Linked DNA regions of Homo sapiens: region 2 is linked to region 1. The links are chromatin contacts, found by Hi-C or POLR2A ChIA-PET in ENCODE. All regions are on one chromosome and are shown on one strand. The core of a region is the stretch at or near the end of the contact, and the rest is flanking DNA. Distances in the headings are between cores, read along the strand shown.

Region 1 (3,416 bases), core at 431-2,930:
AGATCACTTGAGCCCACGGGTTCAAGGTTGTAGTGAGCTATGATCATGCCACTGCACTCCAGCCTGGGCCACGGAGCAAGACCATCCCTTCAAAAAAAAACCACAAAAAACGGAAAAAATACCCCTGAAAATAACAAAAAGAGAAGTTTTGATTTATAAAGGGCACACGCTAACCACCACTGCAAAGGCATGACTACTGCCTCTGCCACAGGGGGTCCCTGAAGCTCTGGGCCCAATTTTGCACATGTGGGCAGGCTCCACGACCTGTAGAAAAGTCCATTAGGATCCCTGCGTTTCCTTCCCGAATTGAACTATTGTCATTTAAGCTTCTGAGTGGCCAAATGAGTACCTCACATGCATACACGCAATCATCTGGTTTGCTAGCCTCCTTCACAACCCTCTTCTCTCCCCTGCTGTCGGAGGAACAGTGGGGAGGTGGCCTCAGGCAGAGTAAACGGATGCAAGTGACACCTTCTCCACAGTAAATGGCAACTGAACAGTCCCCACAACTGAAACACTGGCAGTGGGATTTATGTGACCATTCGTACACAGGCTAGTGGAGAGACGGGCATGACGGCCCTCTCACCTGAAAAGAAAACAGAGGGCCCCTAGAAAAGCTCACCACAAGGAACATTTTGAGCTACGAAAACAACTCAGAAGCAGTGTGCTCGGAGGAAAGCAGCCTCGCTGGAAATAGGGCTGCATCCCGGTGCAGTAAAATGGGCAGAGGCTCTGGGGAAACGCAGGTGCCACCTCTTACTCACTCTATGACCTTGGCCAAGTCATTTCTGTTTTAGGTTCTCAGCATCTCCGTCTGTGAAATACTAGTTATGATCATGATACCACCACCACCACCCTATGTTGTTGGGAAGATCCAGTGAAATAGCAAATACACTGTATCAGACTCCAGGCTCAGACACATTTCATTCATTGGGAAAAAATAAAGGAAATAACCAGTTGCACCAAGAATGAACTTCAAAATGATGGATAGCCTACCTTAAGATCAAAGATGCAATGAGAAACTTCTTTAAAGAAATACAGTTTTCCCTTGCACAGCAGTCATTTGGATAAACATCATTCAATCAGAAAGTAAGTCAGGGGTTATGCTAAGAGCCAGGGATACAAAAACAACAAGATTATCTTGGTCACCCTCAGGGAGCTTACATTTGTTGAAGATTTACAAAAGAGCTGCTTTCATGATGGAGTCACCCACAACATAGTTGCCTTTGAACTTCACTCCGTTGTCTATTACCTAAGAGTAAGTGACAAAAACAAACATACTATCTGAAATATCTTGCTTTAAGTCCCAATCTTTCTTTTATCACCTCTCTTTCTCTGCCTCACTGTTACTTCTTGCACAAAGTAAAATAACCACAAGGCTCAGTTGGTTGGAGCAGCTCCATAAGAAATTTAGGCTTGAGATCACCCAGCAGTTAATGTGCTCTGATTTCCGTGTGAACTGCAGACTTCACCACCATGCACCTTAAAGCCCAATCCTCAATCTCACTAGCCAAAAACTGGGCCCGTATTGGTTAGCTCATCATTTGCTGAGAAAACAGCTCAAATCACATAACCCACTGAAGAAGCAGGGCCACACCCCTGGGTTTGGTTGGCTGCTCATTAAGACTTAACAGATACACAGATTGATGCCACTGGAGTTGTTTACTAACCTGAAGATCACAATAAATAAAACAGTTGGTGTCAATACAACTCCCCTTATTTTCTCTCAAGTCACCTGGATCGTCCTGACCCCGGGAACCCCGTCTGCAGCACCAGGCCCCCTCCGTGGAGAAAAGATGGAGCCGGATTAAGCACCCAGTGCTAAGGCGACTAAGACGCCACTGCCCGCAGGCCCTGCCGGAAAATACTCAGAGAGTGCAGCAGGCGCCGCGATTCCTTAGAAAGTGCTGGCGTGGCCTCTCCTGACACAGAAAGCCGGCTCCTGGATGCTTACAAAGGACTGGCCCGCGCAACACCGTTGCTCCTCAACCCGGGCCACACTCCAAGGACCTCTACTGAGCTTCAGCTTGCTCACCGAAAACGGCGCGGCCCCCTCTACCCGGGATGTCGGAGCCCAGGAGACCCTGAGAGCCCCCAGCTCTTTCCGTAATTGCAGGAGAAGGGGCAAGCGGGTCCGTAGCCGGGGGCCCTCCAGTGGCATTATCCTGAACCGCCACGCCCGCACGTGGCCCGGCTAGAGCTCCCTGGCGAAGGATCACCTGTTCCTACAGGTGAGGCTGGCACGTTCTGAGCGGGGATGGGGGCGTCCGCTGATGTCCCCAAAACGATTACAGCCTCCTCTGCCCCAACAGGTCAACAAAAGTAAAAGTATCAGCGAAGAGACGCAAGAGTTCTAGACGCGAGAAAAGAGAAGTGGGTTGCGAACTGGCGGGGTCCCACAGGTCTTGCTTCTCCTTCCAGAAGTTTGGGCTTAAGTTGCCAATGCCTGACAATGCGGGGGTAGGACCGTGGAGAGCAGGAGGGAGAAGGCGCTGGACAGGCCCGGGAAGGAGGGGTTGGCGGGTCCCCGCCGCAGCCAGGCCCTCCGGGGGCGCCCCGGGACACCTGCGGCCGAGGCGCGGCTCACCTTGAGATAGTCGTTCTCCGAGCGCAGCTCCTCCATCTCCCGCAGCAGCTCTTCTTCCTCCGCCGCTGGCACGAGCCGAGACTGCTCGCCCAGGCTGGGCTCCTTGGGGGTCCCGGGGACTGGTCGCTCCGGTGGCGAGCGCCCCCGGACATCCTCCGCCACGCCGGGCCCCGCGAAACCCCCCGAAACCCCGCTCGGGATGCTCCGGCCCCCGGGACAGGCGCCCGCGGCGAGGGGCGCGGCGAGGAGCGCTGGGGGCTCGGGGCTGCCCGGCGGCGCTCCTCGGGCTGCGGGGCTCGGCGTCGGCGCTCCTCGTGGGGGTTCACGGTCGCTGGAGCCCGTGCCGGATTCGGCGTCGCTGCTGGCGGCAGGGAGCAGGCGCTGCTCGTCGGACAGGGGTTCGGAGGGGCAGTCAGAGAGGTCGGAGCTGCTGTCCGTGTGGCTGATGCGCGAGCAGCGGGCCGGGGACCCGGCCACCGAGGTCACCGCGAGGGTCACGGCAGGGATCCGGGCGGCCGGGGTCGGGGGGCCGACGGTGCGGGCGGGTGGCGCCCGGGAGCCGCGCTTGGCTTTGCGGCCCTTGGCAGCGGCAGACGGCGGCTCGGCTCCGGGAGGCTTCCCAGCCCGGGACAGCGGCTCCGCGGGCGCCACGCGCGCCGCCCTCCTGCTTCCCAGGGCAGCCTTGGCACCGCCCGCCGCTCTGGCCCCGGCGCCCGGCGGGGGCTTGTCCTTCGCGCCCGGGACGCCGCCACTGCGCCGAGAGAGGCGGCCGGGCGCGGCCAGGGACCCCGGCGAGGGCGGCGCTTTGCCCGCGAGGTTGGGCGAGCGC
Region 2 (3,035 bases), core at 331-2,830, 690 kb before region 1:
CACTATTGTAAATACAATTTTAGTAATAATTAAATGTTATGGGGGAAAAACTAACAGAAAAACCTGCTAACAAGCACAAGTCTTACTATAAGAAAGGATCTTTTATATATGGCTTTTATGATACCCACTGATTTAAAACCTAGTGCTTTAAAAATCTGGTTATAAAAAAAGTAATAACCTAATTTTTTATTAAAAAAGAAAAAAGAATTTTTACCAAAACTTCAATATAGAAGTGAATGTGCTTAGAATGGTAATAGAGGATCTAACTTTTAACCAGGCTATCAACTTCTGGAATATTTACTTTCAATTTGGAAAAATATTGTTATTCAGAACCTGAAATACATTATAAAACTGGAAATGGAATCTTTTAGGTGAATTCTTTCTTTCAAACCCTCATAAATCAGAAAAAATAAGCCAAATTTGAAGGCAAAAGATCTTTACATTTAGGGATAGTTTCTAATGAAAGAAATCAAGATAAGAAAAATCAATTAAAACAATGTGGTTTAAGAAATTATCCTCCTAATGTAGGGGGTGGGAAACAGATATTACATTTTAAAATTTAATGAAGACCTAAAAAATGATAAATGCAGTTTTAAAATATTTGTTGTCATCATTAAGAAAACATTAGGCATGTTGCCAACACACACACAAACATCACTCCACTCACAGTAGGAAATGACTGAAAAACAGCAGAGTTGAACTGCAGCAGGAGACTGCAGATTCCTTTCAGCTTTCTGTCTAAAGTTCCAGAATACTTTCAGCTCTACAGATGCTCATGAAGAAGGGGAGCTAAATGTTTTCAAGGCACTTTTAAATGAGGCATTCTAGGTAAAAGGAAGAAAAGGAGACCCTAATGTTTCCCTACCAAAAAATATATCCATGAGCTAAATCTCAACTTTTTAAAAGGCTAAAATATCTTGAATATTCATTAGAGTTATTTGAAAGAGCAGAAAAGGTATTAAGACCTTAATTTATAACAGTTGATCATAATATTACAAATGATCTTTTAACTAACTACTATTCAGATCATGAATAATACAAAATGTGTCCAAGAGCATTATCTATTTTTATATACTAAAATATGTAGACGTATAAAGAGGTATTCCTAAAAAGTTGCTTGTAGTTCAAATATGCACTAGAGCAATTAGTAATTTTGTAAAATTGAGTCTGTAATATAAATATTTATGTTTTAGATTCATGCTTTAAGATTGAGATTTTATTACTATGAAGGGCACATAGTATCTTTATTGAAAGAAACATTTATTGAAACATTATATAAAATGTTGACTAAATTCTGTAGTGTATTTGGAGTGAACATCATCTTGAATAGAGATTCTAAAATTTCATAATCTTAACCTCCGACGATATGATTATACTTGTTTAAAAAGAACATTATATCCAGATATAAACTTAACAAATGAAATATTACAAAATATGAACATAGATAGTTTTGTTTCCCATAATAATTCCCAGCATTTTCACCCTGTCCTGTTCATACGAGTCAATTCTCTTCTTCAATTCCTGTCCCATCAGCCGTCTGCTGAAAAACACTGCTTTGTCTTGGCTAAGGCTGCACAAGTTCAGTCTCGCACTGGCTCAGCCTCCCCTTTCAGCAACACCATTTCCCTACCAGGGTACAAGCTGTTTCCTGGTGCTCTAGGTGGAGTCTGATTTGGCATTCGTTCCCCATCCCTAGTGCTCTTTAAGCTGGTACCTGAAGTCACAGAAACGCTTTGCTTGCTAATTATTTACACCAGCAGTGCATTTAAAGCAATTTCATAGGTACACCCTGAAAATCTTGGTAAAGATTCTTCATCACTGCCTATGTCAGCACTTTGGGCAGGGGAAATGGAAGAGAATAGGAAACTTTCTCTAAAGCTTTGTCAACACATGTATTATAGAATGGATTCTACTATGTAAGAGTTCTCAATTATAAAATATGGTAAGCATTTACCTTTTAAAACCAACATAAAAGGGATGAAATTAAGCTTTTTATGATGATATTTTTATATGAGTTATCAGAGTGGTATATCAAATATCTACTCTATTTATAAAATGGATAAAACAAGGCACAATGAGGAATGATGTGCAACTATAAAAACTCAGTGTGCTAACAGTAGCACATGAAGAAATCATAATTCACATCAACATGCTTCTGCTAACACTTTCAAAGCAAAAACCTTTTGGAATGCTAGAGGAAAACCACGTCAGACTTCATGTTAAAAACCTCAGATCTTTCAAGGAATTCTCTGCGCACCTGCTTCTCATATGACCAAAGTTGTACATGTATTCAAAGGAAAGGGCTTATTGCTAGGGGGCAATAAAATCAGTAAGAACAGTTATATAATTAAACACATCACTGGCTATGTCATATTTTTAAAAGAAACTTATTCCAAAGTCTTTACAACTTAACTTACTGGGATTCTGATACAAGATACAACCAACAGACTTACAGAATAACTTTTTATACCTATTATTTTACTAAGTTGCTTTGGTTTGCATTTGTCTTCTTTAAAACATGCAGTTCATACATTTGACAGTTTTACTACCATAGTCAATACATTCTGGACCAATGCACTCGCAGCAGGCATTATGAAACCAGCGATATTTGGATGCTCCCATGGACTCACAGGATATTTTACACTGATGTATGGACATGCAGTCATCAAAATAAACCACAGTACACATGTGTTCTGAAAAACAAAAATTTAAGATTTCAGGGCAAGAAAGAAGAAAAACAAAAAAATAAAATGCTTTATTACCTAGTTGAATATTAACAGTTATTTATCTTGGTTCTCTTATTACTGGTCTGTACATGACAAAGATGAGGTACAGGAAAAAAGATCTTCATTTATTAATTATGTTGAGAAGGAAGTCAGATTCTCCCACTCCATCTGAAGAAGGCAAAGGGCTTCCTTAGCTTCTTTTATTAGATTTCAGGCTTTGATCGAAAAGTTGGATTATTGGGCTTAAAAACATTTGCTATGTTATACAGCTGTGCTTTTAAACTGGGCATTTCCTTTTTTTTTTTGAGA

The links. Hi-C counts contacts between places; a loop is a spot of excess contacts on that map. ChIA-PET counts read pairs that join two places held with the same protein, here RNA polymerase II (POLR2A). Pooled maps may share reads with other maps.
Region 2: a map of endothelial cell of umbilical vein shows a loop between it and region 1 (4-fold over the local background). The contact joins the enhancer-like site here to the promoter of GACAT2 in region 1. A Hi-C loop is called at or near these places in 1 of 168 maps with a recorded cell type or tissue (endothelial cell of umbilical vein) and 2 of 50 pooled maps. POLR2A ChIA-PET finds 5 or more read pairs at or near these places in 1 of 52 experiments (GM12878).

The regions. Positions count from the first base shown.
Region 1 is chr18:8,705,885-8,709,300 of GRCh38, reverse strand. GACAT2 (gastric cancer associated transcript 2) reads left to right here and starts at 1,680. Exons shown (of 2, transcript NR_120598.1): 1 at 1,680-2,231. MTCL1 (microtubule crosslinking factor 1) reads right to left here. Exons shown (of 15, transcript NM_001395333.1): 1 at 2,588-3,416. RefSeq lists an enhancer at 168-669.
Region 2 is chr18:9,399,004-9,402,038 of GRCh38, reverse strand. It overlaps TWSG1 (twisted gastrulation BMP signaling modulator 1), which reads right to left. Exons shown (of 5, transcript NM_020648.6): 5 at 1-2,693. The coding sequence ends at 2,512. Among named protein-coding and RNA genes, the nearest start is that of TWSG1, 66 kb to the right of the region's middle. Within about 2 kb of position 1,580, at least 2 of the 41 ENCODE cell types and tissues checked have a DNase peak (open chromatin) inside an H3K27ac peak, as active enhancers do; they include endothelial cell of umbilical vein, where a contact is called at or near this core.